Regions from separate parts of the Homo sapiens genome. Here region 1 is linked to region 2. A link is a contact called in ENCODE Hi-C data. All regions are on one chromosome and are shown on one strand. The core of a region is the stretch at or near the end of the contact, and the rest is flanking DNA. Distances in the headings are between cores, read along the strand shown. Region 1 overlaps LOC105370982 (a long non-coding RNA gene). Region 2 has its middle 59 kb from the start of RGMA.

Region 1 (3,035 bases), core at 451-2,950, 210 kb after region 2:
ACTCAAATAAGGAAAAATCTTCCTAAATATCATTTTAGACAGCTGCATTAACGTGCTATCAGAGAGTTAAATCAGTGTTTACTTACCTCTCTGCAGATTTACTGCCTTTCAGGAGGGACTCGATCCCCACAGTAGAATCCTTAAAGCATTGGGCTTGCGGAAATGCTATCAACCTCCAGGTTCATCCATCAACTACAGGTCCACCCTTTGCTAGGCTTGTGGCTAAATCTTCGATGTAGCAGTGCATAAAATGGAAGTAATAATAATTAGTGGTGCAGAGTTGCTGTATCATTGAAATAAAATCAGTGCTGTAAAGCATCCGGCACACAGCAAATGCTCTTTAATCAATTGAAGTCAGTTGCACTAGAATTTCAAGTGTCTTCGCGTTTGGTGTTCCTTCTATCTGGAATGCTTTCCCCCTAGAAATCTGTGTAGGACTCTGTTTTGTTACCTTGTTAAAGAAGCTTCCCAGAACACCCAATTCAAAGAGGGATCATACCTCATTCTAACTCTGCTTTATTCCTTATCATAATCCTTATCATTGTCTGGCACATTATTTATATGTTTATCTAGTTACAGCCTGTCTTCTTAATCTAGAATGGAAGCTTTCTGATGCAGGGATTTTAAGTGCTTTGTGCCCTGTCATATCCCCAGCATCTAGAATACCTCTTGGCATGTAGTAGGTGTTTAATGAATGAATAAACTGCTTGGGCACTGGGGGTGAGCTATGCAAAGTCTAGACCTCACACTAGTCTAACCTCTGGGAATGTTGACTCTGGAATCTGGTTTTAAGAATTTTTTTGGGTGGGGCATGGTGGCTTACGTATGTAATCTCTGCACTTTGGGAGGGTGAGATGGGAGGATCGTTTGAGGCCAGGAATTCAGTTTCAGCCTGGGCAACATAATGAGACCCCGTCTCAACAAAGAATTTTAAAAATTAGCCAGGTGTGGTGGCGAGCCCCGGGAGTCCTAGTTACTCAGAAGGCTGAGGTGGGAGGATCGCTTGAGCCCAGGCGTTTGAGTCTGAAGCGAGCTGAGCTTGAATTACTGCCCTACAGCCTGCACAACACAGTGAGACCCTGTCTCAAAAAAAAAAAAAAAAAAAAAAAAAAAAAAAAGTTAGAATTTTCTCCTCTGAGATTTTTATGTCTTCTAAAAATCGTGACCTGCTTTCTTAAGCTGTAGTTCTTTTACCAATTTCATTTTATTGAAACAATCCTTGCAAACTCTGATTACATTTTCCTGTTCTCATTTCAAAATCTACTTGATTCTAAGTGAAGAACAATACTTTAAACAACAATAATGTTACTAACTACAATGGGTTAAACACCCATTGTACTTATTACTACTCAGCTAATTCACTGAAAGATCACAATGACAGGTGAACAGGACTCGTGCGTTTGTTCAGGGCAGTCATTCTGCCTGGCCAAACTGCTTTGACGACACAAAGGAGACAAAATGAGGCAATCCTTGGTGCGTTTCACACAAAGCTCTCCTCCGTCTTCCTCTTTACTCTCGTTCCCTGACCTGCCCCTCCCTTCTTCCTCACCGTTGGTCACTGTAAGCCTTCTCCTGTCTTTTAATTTCTGAAATGGTCAAAACCACTGACAAGGTCCCAGGCCCCAGGATATGTGGACCCAGGCTCAGTGTGGGCTGGACCTGCACGAAAGCTTGGAGCCCATTGGTTGGGGGAACTGACGTGGATCTGGACAGATCCTCCCCACGTAACAGCCTTGTTGCCTTTCCCTGTATTTGCGAAATAGTTGCGCGGGAGAATGTTCCTCATTGTCCTGAGACTTGAGTAAGATAAAGCAACTAAAAACCCTAAGTCAGTGTCTGCTCATCAGAAACATGCAGTGAAAGAAAGCGAGTCCTGTTTTCAAAAACTGACACGTGACTTCCTCGCCTTTCTTCCTCTGGAACGATCCATTGTTGAGGTTGTGTGGTTTCTGTGAGTCTTTGCAAATTCTTTCTGCAAACCTGGGATGAGCCTTGTGCTAGGTGCTGGGGATACAAAGATGTGACTGTGGTCCTTGCTTTGGGACATCCTAGCAATTGTAATACAATGTATTATAAAGTTGTATTTTTGTGTTTACAAGTTTTGGACGCAGACTCAAATCTGACCATTTTGAGTCAATGGGAAAGGGCCAATTTGAAGAATAGCATATTTCAGGGTAATCAGTCTCATTACTTGACATATTCTAGGAAACTCGGGAAGCGCAGATCTGAATTAAATTGAATTTAATCTTCCTTAAGTACATGCTGTAGTTGAAACCAGGTTAACAAGTGTTATCTAATAAAGAGATCCTTGGTGAGAATCAGTTAAGAATGACTGTAATTAGTGATGGTTTATCATTGTCAATTTAAATCCTTGGGTATTCCTAAAGTACTCAGGGATGCTTAAAAACTCTTTGTCTTCTTAAGAGGCTTTAAAACTTTTTCTCTACAATCTTGTTGACACAGTTAATTAACAGTTAGAACAATAGACACAAATCCTTACTTCCCTAATTGTGCTGGGGTAAACCTCAGTCACAGCATAATTCTTTCCAAAATTCCAGTGTGTGAAATGCACGTGAATGAGTGTTGTAGGTCGCCTTAGCGTTGGCTAGTAATGAGCTGAAAAAACACTTACTGTGGCTCACGCCTGTAATCCCAGCACTTTGGGAGGCCGAGGTGGCGGATCACAAGGTCAGGAGATCGAGACCATCCTGGCTAACACTGTGAAACCCCATCTCTACTAAAACTACAAAAAATTAGCCAGGCGCGGTGGCGGGAGCCTATAGTTCCAGCTACTTGGGAGGCTGAGGCAGGAGAATCGCTTGAACCTTAGAGGTGGAAGTTGCAGTGAGCTGAGATCGCACTACTGCACTCCAGCCTGGGAGACAGAGCGAGACTCTGTCCCCCCCAAAAAACAAAACAAAACAAAACAAAAACACAAAAAAACTTACTCCGGGCATCTCCTCCAACTCTCCAATCCTGCTCTACCTGATAGTTTTTGTTTAAAATCTTTCAGATTTCTCTCCCCCTCCCGCCCC
Region 2 (3,067 bases), core at 78-2,577:
CCTGCGGGCGGAGATCTCTGTCTGAATAAGGGTTGAAGTTTGCCCAGATCCACGATTTTCACTAATGTTTTGGTGACTTTGAGACTAGCTCTTAAATCTTGATACCAAATAAGCCATGTGTCTACTGAGAGCTGAGCTGTCAACTGCTGTGACTCCGCTCCGTCAGCCCAGGGGACTTGGACGCAGGGGCCCTTGCCAGCCCTGGCCCGCGCTGGAGCGGGAGGCTGGGATTTTTAGTTCACGTAGTTCTTGAGAAAGACGAAGAAAAGCTGAGGGCTCTTGGTGCCCATCAAGAAACGACTCACAATCGTGTTGTAACTCATGACTCAGCTGGAACAATTTGGGGAAACTTTAAGAACAAGTACTGCAATAATCAGCTTATTATGACTTACAATAGCAACAAGGCTTCGAAACTGCCAGCTGCCAAAACGCCTGCCTTTTACTGGAAGCGGCCGGCCCAGGGCCCCTGCCTCCTCCCTCCTCCCTGGCAGGGCCTCGCACGCCTGGCATCACGGCAAGCCCTCCTCAGTCAGCGCCAACAGAAAGGTCACTTATTGAAACCCAAGTCCCTGCAGTTTGCCAGACCAGAGTCGGCTCCAGATTCCAACCTGTGGCTTTTAAAGGCGCAGGACCAGCTCTGATGTGAGGCGTTGCCTTAACTGAAGCCCCCTGCACCAGTCCTTTCTGTCATATCTCATGGGACCCATTTGGTCTCCCAGCCCACCTCAAATCTGTTCTGATCAGTGAGCGGGTGGGGAGGAGAAGGTGCAGCTGGATTCAGTGAAAGTTCCATCCTGCAGAAACCTGGGCACTAATTGAGGAGCTGTTCCCGCTGCTGCCGGTGGGCCCCTCCCCCAGGCTTGACGTCTTGGGGGTGTTCTGGTCAGTTCTGCTGGCGTGTGATGTGGTGGATGACAGTGTGCTCAGGCCACCTGGTTTTGCGCTGAGCCTCCTGCTGTCTGGCTTTGTGTGGGAACATGGACCAGTCCATGGCCTAAAGGCTTCTTACCTCGAAGATGGGCAGAACAATATCCACTTCCGGAACATCACACGTGAGCTTCCTCTTAATTTCTTTAGTGACCTAAGAAGGAATTGTTGCTAAAACACGGGCCCCGTTAACCACAGGCACTGTGGTGGCCCTCGGGGCGTTGGGGGGCTGTAAAGGGGCCTCCCGAGTCAGCGCATTGCCCCCATGTGGTCCCTCCCCATGTTCAGCTGGGTGATCACCTTGCATCTTCACCTGCAAAGGAAGGAGGCCGCTTCTTGGGTTCATGCGGTTTTTAAGTGAGAGTGTGCACAGTGGAAAAGGAAAAGGTTTGTAACCCTAAGGGCGACCTGGAAGAGACAGCATTCAAAGTCCTTGGCTGGGGAATGGGTGGAGAGGGTTGAGTCAGAGGGCAGCTGGATGGGTTGAGGCAGACTAAGGACAGAGCTTGCCCGGCCTGGAGGGCAGGCCCGGTGAGCACCGGGCCCAGCACCTCCCACTCCAGAGACTGCAAGACAAGCGAGCTGCCCTCTTGGAGCCCCATTGGCCAGGGCTTCTGGAAAGCCGCAGCTTGCTGTGCGGGGAGACTAAACCCCAGCAGGAAGGCCCAGCAGGGACTAGAACCCCCAGGAGCTCATAGTCTCATGGGGGAGACACTGCTGGAACCAGACAGTTATGGGAGAGGACGTTTTCCTTGAACCAGGTCTCCAGCCCCTCCTGTGGGCTGGTCCTGCTCCAGGAGCTGGACCCGCGCAGTGAACCAGGAGGATAAGGGCCCTGGCCCCTTGGAGTTGGTATTCTAGCTGGGGTAGGGGTTGGGGGCGGGCCCTAGAGAAGCAAACAGTAAGAGGACAAACGTCACATGAGTGCCAGGGAGAAAACAGCCAGAGGTAGAGGGACAGGGTCGTGAAAATCCTGGATCTGGGCAAACTTCAACCCCTACTCAGACGGCCAAGCCCTGGCGATGAGGATGGGCGGTCAGGAAGGCACGTGGGCCAGCGGGTGGGTGCCGGGCATGGCTGGACAGACTGGATTTGAACATTGGCTCTGTCTCTTACCAGCTGGTGTTGTGGAGCACATTCTCTATCTCCAAGCCTTAACTACAAATAGATACTGACAGCTTCTCACCAGGCTGGGCAGGGACAAGTGAGGTCCCTGAGGTGCATGTCAGGTGGGCTCGGCAGCTGTCATGATCAAAGGGTGGCACTGGGGCCTGTGCGGTGTTTGGGATCAGCTCCCACTCTCTGAAGCCTAGACTGAGGGCCCCTGAGCGAATGTGGTTCTAGAACCATCCTGCAGAGGGCAGCAGATTTCCACAAACAGCCTGCCCGGCACCCAACACCTAAACCCAACCCAGGGAAGGTTCCGGGCTCTTCCCTTGCCCGGGTGGGTCTCTCCCCCTTGGAGCCCACAACAAAGCCCCCCACACCCCAGGAGATGTGGAGCCACGTGGCTTCCGCAGGAAGGGAGACGGACGGGGAAGAGAGGGGCAGAGGCTGCAGGGAGAGGCAGCCTCACTGCCCTCCAAGAGCAGGGGACGCGAGGGGACAGGCTGCCCCGTCCCCAGCCTCCTTCATCCCTACTTCCAGCCCTTGTGCGGGGACGCACAGGGGGTCCTGCTCTGCAGTCCAGCCTCTCCTTCCTCCCACCTGGGAGGGGCAACTGTAGGGACCCTTCTGAGCCACAAGGCCCCCCTGGCATCACCGGCTGTTCTCGGTGACCTTCACCTTAATGTCCAAGCGCCCTGGTTTGGGTCTGGGGCCCTCTGTGACCTGCCCCTGCTGGCCACTCGAACCTTCTTGAGTCCCCTCACTGCAACCAGCCCCAGCTGCTCTCGGCCTCAGGTGGAGGAGGCCAGCTCCGCCTCTAGGGCATGGTCCCTTTCTTCCTCCTCCATCACCTCCATCTGCCCGCTGAGCACCTGGTGGTCTTCAAGAATCAATTCCGGCCATCTCTGGCTCTGCTGTTCCCATCTCCATGCCTGCTGGTGTCTTCCCCAGGCATCCCACAGATGCCGTCAGAGCCCCTGGCGCCCCCACCTGAACGAGGCTCCCTCGGAAAACCCAGGTTCTGTTCCTCTCT

What was found. Hi-C counts contacts between places; a loop is a spot of excess contacts on that map. Pooled maps may share reads with other maps.
Region 1: a map of CD14-positive monocyte shows a loop between it and region 2 (2.6-fold over the local background). The contact joins two enhancer-like sites. A Hi-C loop is called at or near these places in 1 of 168 maps with a recorded cell type or tissue (CD14-positive monocyte) and 5 of 50 pooled maps.

What each region holds. Positions count from the first base shown.
Region 1 is chr15:93,234,683-93,237,717 of GRCh38, forward strand. The region is part of intron 4 of LOC105370982 (a long non-coding RNA gene); the gene reads left to right. Among named protein-coding and RNA genes, the nearest start is that of RGMA, 150 kb to the left of the region's middle. Within about 2 kb of position 1,701, at least 6 of the 41 ENCODE cell types and tissues checked have a DNase peak (open chromatin) inside an H3K27ac peak, as active enhancers do; they include CD14-positive monocyte, where a contact is called at or near this core.
Region 2 is chr15:93,028,549-93,031,615 of GRCh38, forward strand. No RefSeq gene overlaps it. Among named protein-coding and RNA genes, the nearest start is that of RGMA, 59 kb to the right of the region's middle. RefSeq lists an enhancer at 1-404. Within about 2 kb of position 1,328, at least 29 of the 41 ENCODE cell types and tissues checked have a DNase peak (open chromatin) inside an H3K27ac peak, as active enhancers do; they include CD14-positive monocyte, where a contact is called at or near this core.